Linked DNA regions of Homo sapiens: region 2 is linked to region 1. A link is a contact called in ENCODE Hi-C or POLR2A ChIA-PET data. All regions are on one chromosome and are shown on one strand. Each heading gives the region's core, a stretch centred on a gene start or an enhancer-like site at or near the end of the contact. The rest is flanking DNA. Distances are from core to core; before and after follow the strand shown.

Region 1 (4,883 bases), core at 1,525-4,024:
ACTATAATATAAAGATACTAAGAATATATATAATACCATATATGTAAAGATAAATTATATATATTTGGCTAGGAATCCCTAAGAATCTATGCTGAAAGTAATTGTAAGGTTAATGTGGTTTAAATTATTTGATTCAAGTAGTGATTCAGGTCATATAGACAGTATCTTTGAACAAATATCAGTGTTGTAAACAGTTGTGTTATTGAGTCCCGCAAGGACTTCCTCTGAAATTGTGCCTGTCTTTGTAGAGTGATTATGCAGGAATTTTTCTATCAAGGAAATACTGTTTTTCTTCCCAGGGTAATTTATAAATTACCTAGATCAAAATCTTTACAGGAGGATGTTAAAATGCAGTTTCCAGGGCCCATCTCAGACTGTATTTTCAGCATCTCTAAGGCATATAGTTCAGGGATCTGCATTTTATTTAAAAACAACTGGTAATTCTTAAGCACACTGAAGTTTGAGCACCACTTTCTTAAGGAATGGAGATAGTGATAATTCTAATTCTGAGAGGTTTTCAGCTACCTTCCTTCTTTCACCACACACACTCAGGCCCAGAAATACAACAACTGCTAGTGAGACAAAACGGTTGGAATTTGGTAGATTTAGCTTCTCTCCCCCACAACCTCTGTTCTCTGTCTAGTTAAGGCTGGACTATTCTACTCATACCCTCCTTGTCCATAGGAGACATTAGCTTGACTATAGTTTGTTCTAAATGGGTGGCCATACATCCCAGTGTGCCCAGCATAATTATTAATAGCACTCTTTTTCATCTCAAAAGTGTCCCAGTTTGGATGATAGATTATACACCATTACCCTAGGCCTAGAAGACATTTGATTAACACGTGTAGGACACGAATGAGGACTGGCAAAATTTCTAAGGTATGTTATTCATGAGTATGGGGAAATATACCCAGATACCATTGACGACAATGAGAAATGCTTTGGGAAGTGACATAGGAATGATCAGAGAAAATTATATTCTCAAGTTATCCCATAAATTCGCAGCAAGAAAGGCAGGACATAGAAAAACTAGGAAGTCTAGACAGGTTAATATCTCCTCTCTCACCAAGCAACTGAGCCCCCCTCCCCTGACCAAAAAAAGCATGAATCTCGTCACCGTACAGAGTTGGTTATTTTCCTCCTTTCTGCTTAATGGCTATGATCTTGGGCAAGTTATTGAGTATCTCTGAACCTCACTCTACTCATGGGTAAAAAAGATAATAAGGCTTACTTCAGTTTTGGGGAGTTACTGAAATAGGTGTGTAAACCAGCTGGCACTGTGATTAGGTGCTCAATGGTAGCAGTTCCACCATTATTCTTTCCATCATGGCCACTCTGCACTGTAGTCTCACCAGAGTCACATGACTTTTAAAATAAAGTGTTCCTGTGAGAGGAGCCACAAGGAGGCTGTGGAAGTGGGAGTTGATTCTTGGGTTTAAAGACTTTTTTTGGTTTGTTTTTGTTTTTGAGAGAAGGTCTTGCTCTGTTGCCTAGGCTAGAGTGCAGTGGTATGATCATAGCCCACTGCAGCCTCAACCTCCCGGGCTCAAGCAATCCTCCCACCTCAGCCTTCTGAGTAGCTGGGACTACATGTGCACCATGCCCAACTGATTTTTGTATTTTTTGTAGAGACGGGGTTTCACCACATTGCCCAGGCTGGTCTTGAGCTCCTGGACTCAACCAATCTGCCTGCCTCAGCCTCTCAAAGTGCTGGGCTTGCAGGCATGAGCCACCATGTCTGGTCTTTCTCTTTCTGTCTGTCTGGCTTGCTTGCTTGCTTGCTTGCTTGCTTGCTTGCTTGCTTGCTTGCTTGCTTCCTTTCTTCTGTTCTTCCTTTCACTGCTTCTCTTTTTTTTTTTTTTTTTTTTTGACAAACTCAGTCATAAAGTCTTTGGTGAATGAAAAAGAAAGTGAAAGATTAAAGGGAAGAGCAGTAACTGAAAAACAGGTGCCGTGGTGCACACTTGTAGTTCAAGCTACTTGGGAGGCTGAGATGGGAGGATTGCTTGGACCCAGGAGTTCGAGGTTGCAGTGAACTATGAAAAAAAAAAGATCACTGAAGATGGATCAGAAATGGCAGATTTATAGACCTATGTGAGGCAAAAAAAGAATGGAAAGAAAAGGAAGGAAGGAGGCCAGGCACAGTGGCTCATGTCTGTAATCCCAGCACTTTAGGAGGCCGAGGCTGGTGGATCATGAGGTCAGGAGATTGAGACCATCCTGGGTAACATGGTGAAACCCCATCTGTACTCAAAATACAAAAAAATTAGTCGGGTGTGGTGGTAGCGCCAGTAATCCCAGCTACTCGGGAGGCTGAGGCAGGAGAATCGCTTGAACCCGGGAGGCGGAGGTTACGGTGAGCCAAGATTGCGCCACTGCACTCCAGCCTGGGTGACAGAGTGAGACTCCCTCTCAAAAATGGAAAGGGAAAGGGAAGGGAAAGGAGAGAGGAAGGGAAGGGGGAGAGAGAGGAAGGAAGGAAGGAAGGAGGAAGGAAAGAAGAAAAAAAAAAGAGGTGATGAGCTGTAATCTCTAGTCAACAAAACCTGACTAGAATGTTGCCTGAGAACTTCTATAAAGGGTCCTGCAGGTTTTTTGAGGAATATGGGTCGGGTGGGGAGTAGCCCATCCTATGGAAATGATACTACTGTTCATATAACTGTTGCCTCTCAGCCATCTAGACTGCTGTTTGGGTGGGCGGGATGGAGAAATACTATTCTGTTAAAACTAAGAGCTTTGAAGTGGAGACAAACACAATCTGGTAGTATCACAGAGGCATTATTCACCCTGATGACTCACACTCTGGCTCCCACACAGCAGAGGCAAGAAGTAACATTAGTGACCTTGAAGATGTTGGCCAAGTATAGACCCAGCATTAAAACCTGAGTTCAAATGAACGTGTGTGTGTGTTTGTGTGTGTGTGTGTGTGTGTGTGTAGAGAGAGACAGAGACAGAAAGAGAGACTAAGAGAATACATGTTAAAGAGAATGTATGGTGAACAATTCTAAAAACCAGTATAAAAACTTCATATTGAAAGAGCTAACTCAACTAAATAATAAGTACTTACAAGGAAATAATCATTATGTGAGTGGGTCTCAGCTCAAAGCATTGATAAAGTTGTTCAGAGCGAGAACATTTAAAAGCATCATTGTTAGTGAGGAGGTAAATAGGAAACCCAGTCCCTATTCCTGGGCTCAAATCTCCCTCATCATTTCCATTCATCATGACTCTTTATGAATCCAGTTTGCTGAAAGTAATGTTTTCTGTGTTCCCAACCACACACTGCTCTATGTTCGGAGCCCTACAGACAAAATTCAAACAGATGCAGTCCCCAGGCCTTTGACAACATGCAATAGAAAGCAGACAATAATAAAAGAATGCATCGGAACCTACAGATGTGCAGGCAGCTGCACAAATGGCAAACAGAGTCATGACCTTAGACCAGATGGTCCCTGTGGCTTAGTAAAAAATTATCAACGTAGAACCCAGGCACAGTTTCAGGTTGATAGAGATAGCTAGTTCCTGGAATTGTACATTGAAACCTCAGAGAAAAATAAAAGCAAAACCAACCATGAAGTCATTTAAAGCTGACGAGAAGAGAGAACTTTAGGAGTTATGTACTAAACAGCTAGAATAGAAAGGGTTTCCAGTTACGGAGTTTGCCACATGGAAAAACCAGGGGATGATAGTGGAGCACACCATTGTAAACAGTGAAGAATCTCATTGGTCACCATGTTTGCATGGACAAAAGAAGAGGACTGGAGTGCAAGGGCTGTAGAGGATGGCTTAAAGGTAGACTTGAGACAAGTGTACTCAGAGTTTGTTTCTCGTTTAAGTTTCCAAAGGTTTTATGGTTATGTTTCGGGTTATATTTGTCCCTCAGCATTTCTTTTTTTTTTCTTTCTTTCTTTTTTTTGAGACAGAACCTCTCTGTGTTACCAGGCTGGAGTACAGATGCGCAATCCCGGCTCACTGCAACCTCCACCTCCCAGGTTCAAGCAATTCTCCTACCTCAGCCTCCCAAGTAGCTGGGACTACAGGCACATGCCACAATGCCCAGCTAATTTTTGTATTTTTAGTAGAGACAGGGTTTCACCATTTTGGCCAGGATGGTCTCGATCTCTTGACCTCGTGATCTGCCCACCTCGGCCTCCCAAAGTGCTGAAATTACAGGCATGAGCCACTGCACCCGGCCCTATTTTTTTTTTAAAGTGTTTACCTTTCATGGGTGCATATAATAGTTACAGGAAGTAAGGTGTGGTTTACTCAGAATTCATAACTATAATTAAAACAACAACAACAAAAAACCTCTTAGGATCTTTTCTCTGCAATTAACAGTAGCCCAACTCAAAATAGCCTAAGGAGAAAAGAGACTATCATAAGAAAATCCATGTGTTTCCCAGACTCCAAGAACTGGAATGTAGGTGGGTCGCACTTAACCACACTTAAATACCACAAGCACTCTCTGTCCATCTTTTGTCTTTGTTTTGCCAGTTGGCTTCCTTCTTTGCTTGCTGCCAGCTAACCTGCTGTAGTGTTCATGCGTGCACATGGGAAACACAACTGCCAATAGGCCACATCTTATGTTTCTTCCTTTTCAAACAGCAGCAAGATTGACCTGAGTCTTAGTCTAATTCCAAACTCCTGGGAAAGGGTTAAGATTGATCCCATTTGGGTCAGGTAGCCACCCCTGAATGAATTAATGGTAGCCACTGGGTCACAATGTATTAACTCAGCTCCCATCGCTGCCATATTTGTAAACATGTGGAGGGGACAGTTCCTAGGAAAGAATGGTACTGACTAGACAAAGGGTATTTATGTATCAAGATGCTTTGGGCTGGGTATTTATTATGTCACATAACAAAAAGTCTTGCCTGCAA
Region 2 (4,883 bases), core at 1,085-3,584, 2.3 Mb after region 1:
ACTGGCATCATAACCCACTGAGATTTTGGAATTGTTACTGCAGCTTATTTTAGCCTTAGCTGATGGATGTAGATGATGACTGTAAAAAAAGACACCACTAAAAAGAAAAAAAAAGAGAGAGAAGAAAGTCGCTAATGCAATGAGGAAGAGCTGAGCAGCATCTCTTGGGTTCAAGGCGTTAGAACATTACCTCCTCATTGATGAGGGTCCTATTAAAGGTTTGGAGGTGGGTGGGAAGCAAAGGGATCATGAATCCTGTTGTTGACAGCCTGAGGTAGAGCTGATATTAGGACATCCAAAGGGAGAGCCCTTGGAGGTCAGGCCTCCCCTGACTTTCTTCCCACTCCTCATCTCTCATTTGATCCTGGTATGAGGAGGAGGGGGCTAGAGCCAATGGAAAGTACCATCTCCAGGCTTCCAAATGGGATTGCTGGGCATATGAAATGTCAGTCCTAAGAATTTGGCTTTTCATCTGTAGGTGGTGGGAGTCTAATGAGATGAGAGCTGTGTAGTAGGAGTGAATGTGGAACTAGGGCAGGGATTTTGATGGACTGGAAATGGGTAGAGGGTATTAATGACTCTGGGCAAGGGGTGAAGTATGTGTGAGCTAGAGCAGGGCACAGGAATGGAGAGGGAGGGGCATCACTGAGATCAAAGTTGCATGACTCACTTACAGACTTACTACTATTCGATATCACATTTGCCCTTTATATTACACATAGAATCTCATATTCTCAATGAAACTTCCAGAACTGAAATCCAGAAATTAGTCTCTACTCATAGCTTATCACAGAGCCTGTCTTATCTTCCATCTAACAGCCAAGGCCGCTTATCTATCAAAATAACACTGATGATAATAATAATAGTTATTTAGCATCTACTATGCTACTATGTACCTGGTGCTGTGCTAAGCATTTTCTATACATTTAATCCCACCTGAGAATGGTTCATTTGTTAAGTTAATGTCTTTGAGCTCAAGACCCAGCCCTCCATACTCCGCTTTGTGATGTGGAAGCTGAGACTCTGCAAGTCACACTGATACTTATGCTGCCAGCTGCTTCATGTTAGGCTCTGCACATAGGGGCAACAGAGGACTGTGAGTCTTGAGGAGGGAGGACCTGTTCCTTCTTGTTTGTTTCCTGTTTTAGCAATGTCTCCCCAGCAATGCCTCCTTGCCCTGGCAGTGGGTTCATTCCAGTAGCAATAGTGGAATCTAGTTTGCTGGTTTTTCAACCGTCACGGAACCAGTCTCATCATGCCCACTCAGCAACCCTGTACAAGCCCAGCAATGTGCGTCCTCAGAGGTCTGGGTGTCAGCCCTGCAGGAAGCCTCCTCTAAGTTTCTCAGTTTTAGTAATTCCAGCTTCCTTGCCTTTGTTCTCCAGCCCTCAGGGTGGCAGCTACTTCCTGCAGTTCCCACCTCAGTGATATCTCAGATTCAGCGTTTTACCCTTCCAGTTGCCTAGTTAACAACTTTCTACCCACTCAGTGATTCTTTATGTTTAATTCTTTCTGTTGAAATAACGCGCTGTTTCTCTCTCCTGCTGCGACCCTGACTGGTGCTCTGAGGTAAATGTTACTTTTTCCCTTGTATAAATAATGTAGCCAATGCTTAGTATTATGCCCACTGTCATACTGCTAATAAGTGATTCCAGTCAGAATTCAGATCTTTCTTTTAACTCCAGAGCCCTGGTCGTAATTGCTCCCATCCCTGCTTCCTTTGGGGTCTCACGATCTTGCTCACTTTTTGTGTCTGGTGTCTGCCATCACTGGGCGACCGCTCTGGAGCAGGCCCTGCTCTTTCCCCCACCCTCTGAGTGCAGGGTGGAAGGCCCAGGGGGTGCATGCTATAGATGGCATCATTGCAGCCCTGTCGGAATCAGAGAGATGGCTGGCTGCTGCTGGTGCCCACATCCATGGTGTCATGAGTTTAGGACTTGGCACCCCAGGACCTCCTTTGCAGCCCTTGACTGAGAGCTCTCTCTGCTCAGCTTCCCCTGGCAGCTTTGGAAGAAAAGTGGGGCACCAGCGTGTGGACAGCGAGCAGCCCGGGGAGGGAACCAGGCTGGCTGGAGCGGACAGGCAGTGGGGCCTGCTGGGAACTCCTCGGTGTTTGGCTTCTCTGTTCAGGAAGGAAGCAGACACTTTAAATCTTAGTCCTCTATGGATAAAGCCATCCCAGTTTAATGTGTTTTTGCTTAGCCCCAAGCTGGAGTGTTCCTCTTCGAGCCAAACAAACAGAACAATGCAAACATTCCCTCCCCTCCGCCACCAATTTCCAGGCCTGGGAGTCTCCTGCTGATCTGATGTGGTGGCCTGTGCTGTGGGTGAGGCTGCCCTGGTGGAATGTGGGTGAAGGGTGAGCCTCAGCCCGGCTCCCTCCCAGGATTCCAGGCAGCGTGACCTAACCCTTCCCTGCACACTCCTCAGCAGAGCCTGGTGGAGGAAAAAGCCAGGCTCAGTCAGCACCAGGCCTAACCTGGCCTGCCCTCACCTCATGATCCTCCTGCCTACTCCCCCTGGCTCTGGGCCAGGGATGATCCAGCTGACACCTGGAAGGTGGTTGAGGGTGGCCTGGGAGGCAGGCAGGACCCTCATGACACTCACAGTGCCCTTGTGCCTGACTTCATAGATTTAGAGAGAGAGGCTGGAGAATCAGTTATCTACAAACAACTCAGAATTGTGAGAAGGGCCGGATTGTTCTCCGTGCTCCTGATGTTGAAAATCTTTATAAATTGAACAAGTCAAAGTGTACTGACTGCTTACAGTGTGCCACTGGCAGGAAGGTACCAGCTCAATTCAGATGTCTTGCATAGCAGGGCACTTGGGGAAACAGAATTTGTGTTGTCGACATTCGACATTGTAGATTTGTCCACTTATTACGATAGTTTCCTAGGAGATGAAGGTAAAGTGTCTTGAGGAAGGGGTGCCTTTGCCTAATTTGCATAAAGGCACCAAAGGGGCACTAGTAGTCTACTAGGACCATCCCCCTTCCTCACCCACATACCCTTGCTGTTGATTTCTGTGTATCTGTTGGTATTTGTACATAATACATACATAAAAGTTCTTGTCCCCTTCTGGAGAGGGGAATTGGGGAAGAAGCTGCCGAGGAGAAAAGTAGGGAAGATGGAAAAGCTGGCATACCTTCCACTCTCTAGCCTAGTGGTCATGGGGCCGATGGCCAAAGCAGATAAAAAACTCTTCATTGAGTCTCAGTAGTGAACTGCCTCAGGGCCCAGGGGCAGGTTGCTGGCAAAGGGGCTCTTCTCTCCTCTGCCCAGCATCCAGTACTTTTGTGGCACTGGAGAACTGCAGGCCTTGGGGACAGGCAGGAACTGTACCCTTGGCAGGAACCCTCACTACCTAAGGATGGGCAATGGCTTATGAGTGAGAAACACGGAGCCGTGGGAACTCAGAATGACATGCTACCTGGAGATTGTGGTAACGCCCTGTTTTTTTGTGGGCATATCTACGAGCCTCAAGGACATTGGAGACAGCCACCTAGCAAGAGCTGGGGGCCTGTGGGGGAAGCTGGGATCCTGCTGCTTTACATTCAGCAAATATTTAGAGAGTGTTGGGGAAGGTGGAGTTTGCTCTGTCATCTAGTGTGGTCAGGGTGGGCCTCTCATAGAAAGTGACTAACAAAGTAGCCCAACATGGGGTAGGCGTGCATTTCAGGAGGAGGAACCAGGTGGTTGCACATCAGGCTGTTCTGTGTGTCAAGAACTGCAGGCCATCCAGTGATGGTGGGGCAGTGAGTATGGGACAGGGATGCAGAGGAGGCCAGCGAAATAGTAGGAAACCAGAACCTTGAAGGTCCCAGACAGCACTGAGGTTTTCCTCTTGATGAAATGAGAGGGTTTTGAGCAAGGGAGTAACGTGGTTTGATGCGTGCAGATAAAGGCTTTTAAATCAGCAGCCATTGCAGGTTTGTTCACGGCAGTCTTTTATGGCGGTGCTATTATTATCCCCATCATAAAAGCAGGAAAGCTTTGTTTAAAGGATTTAAGAAATTTACCGAAGGTTAGCCAGAGTGGAATGGAAGTTGGGATTTGAACCCAACCTGGAGCCCTGCTTTTAATCACCAATGGATGCTCCCTCTCCATGGCTGAAAAAACTCGTCATGCTGCAAGAACCTTTTCCTTCAAGCCTAGTACTAGGTGTGACAACACCCTCCATACCTGCCAAGACCTTTCTGATCTCCCAGGGATTGACTTCACTCTGCAATCATCTTTCTTAGTGATTGGAGCACCCAACTGCTGGTGATCTCTCAGGCATGCAAATGACTTTGGCTTAAGGATCTTATCTCAATCTATAGGGAGATCCTCCTGGGATTCAGAGACCTAGTCCCATCGAGGCCTATACATCTATTTAATTAAAAACAAGTTCAAATCTTGAGGTTTGGGAAATTGCCTGCCTAGTAATGCAAATCTATAAATTCTACTTCCTGCTGCTTCCAGGCTGACTGTAAATACCCTGAAAAATCAGCCTCACTCGAAATGTTTTGGCCATTCCACTTCTGGCTCAATAGGTAGTAATAAGTAAAAATGAAAGTGGTGAGAGAAAAACTAGATGAAATTAAAACTAGCCCTTCACAGGGCTCAGCTCAGGGATGGTGGTTAAGGACTTCTGGCTTGTTCCTGTCATGTCTGACGTGGCTCTTTAATTCCTAAACCCGAGTCCTCAGGGTCTGTACAGCCACCTCTTCTTTCCCTGATGACTCACCTTCAGCTCTGAAGTTAGAAGAGACAGATGAGTCATCATCATTTCAGAAGCAACAACTGATGCAAAGAATCTCAGTTTTGCTATTAAACTAGGGCGGTTATTACATATTCTCAACCAAAAGCAAGCACTAAGCCCTGGCAGGGGCTATCCATGGAGTA

Evidence for each region. A loop is a pair of places that touch in the nucleus more often than their neighbours do. ChIA-PET counts read pairs that join two places held with the same protein, here RNA polymerase II (POLR2A). Pooled maps may share reads with other maps.
Region 2: a pooled map shows a loop between it and region 1 (3-fold over the local background). The contact joins two enhancer-like sites. A Hi-C loop is called at or near these places in 1 of 37 single-sample maps with no recorded cell type and 2 of 50 pooled maps. POLR2A ChIA-PET finds 5 or more read pairs at or near these places in 1 of 52 experiments (CD4-positive, alpha-beta T cell).

What each region holds. Positions count from the first base shown.
Region 1 is chr2:157,895,942-157,900,824 of GRCh38, forward strand. All of the region lies in intron 1 of LOC105373714 (a long non-coding RNA gene), which reads left to right. Among named protein-coding and RNA genes, the nearest start is that of ACVR1, 22 kb to the left of the region's middle. Within about 2 kb of position 2,775, at least 6 of the 41 ENCODE cell types and tissues checked have a DNase peak (open chromatin) inside an H3K27ac peak, as active enhancers do.
Region 2 is chr2:160,219,542-160,224,424 of GRCh38, forward strand. No RefSeq gene overlaps it. Among named protein-coding and RNA genes, the nearest start is that of ITGB6, 22 kb to the left of the region's middle. RefSeq lists an enhancer at 4,418-4,587. Within about 2 kb of position 2,335, at least 20 of the 41 ENCODE cell types and tissues checked have a DNase peak (open chromatin) inside an H3K27ac peak, as active enhancers do.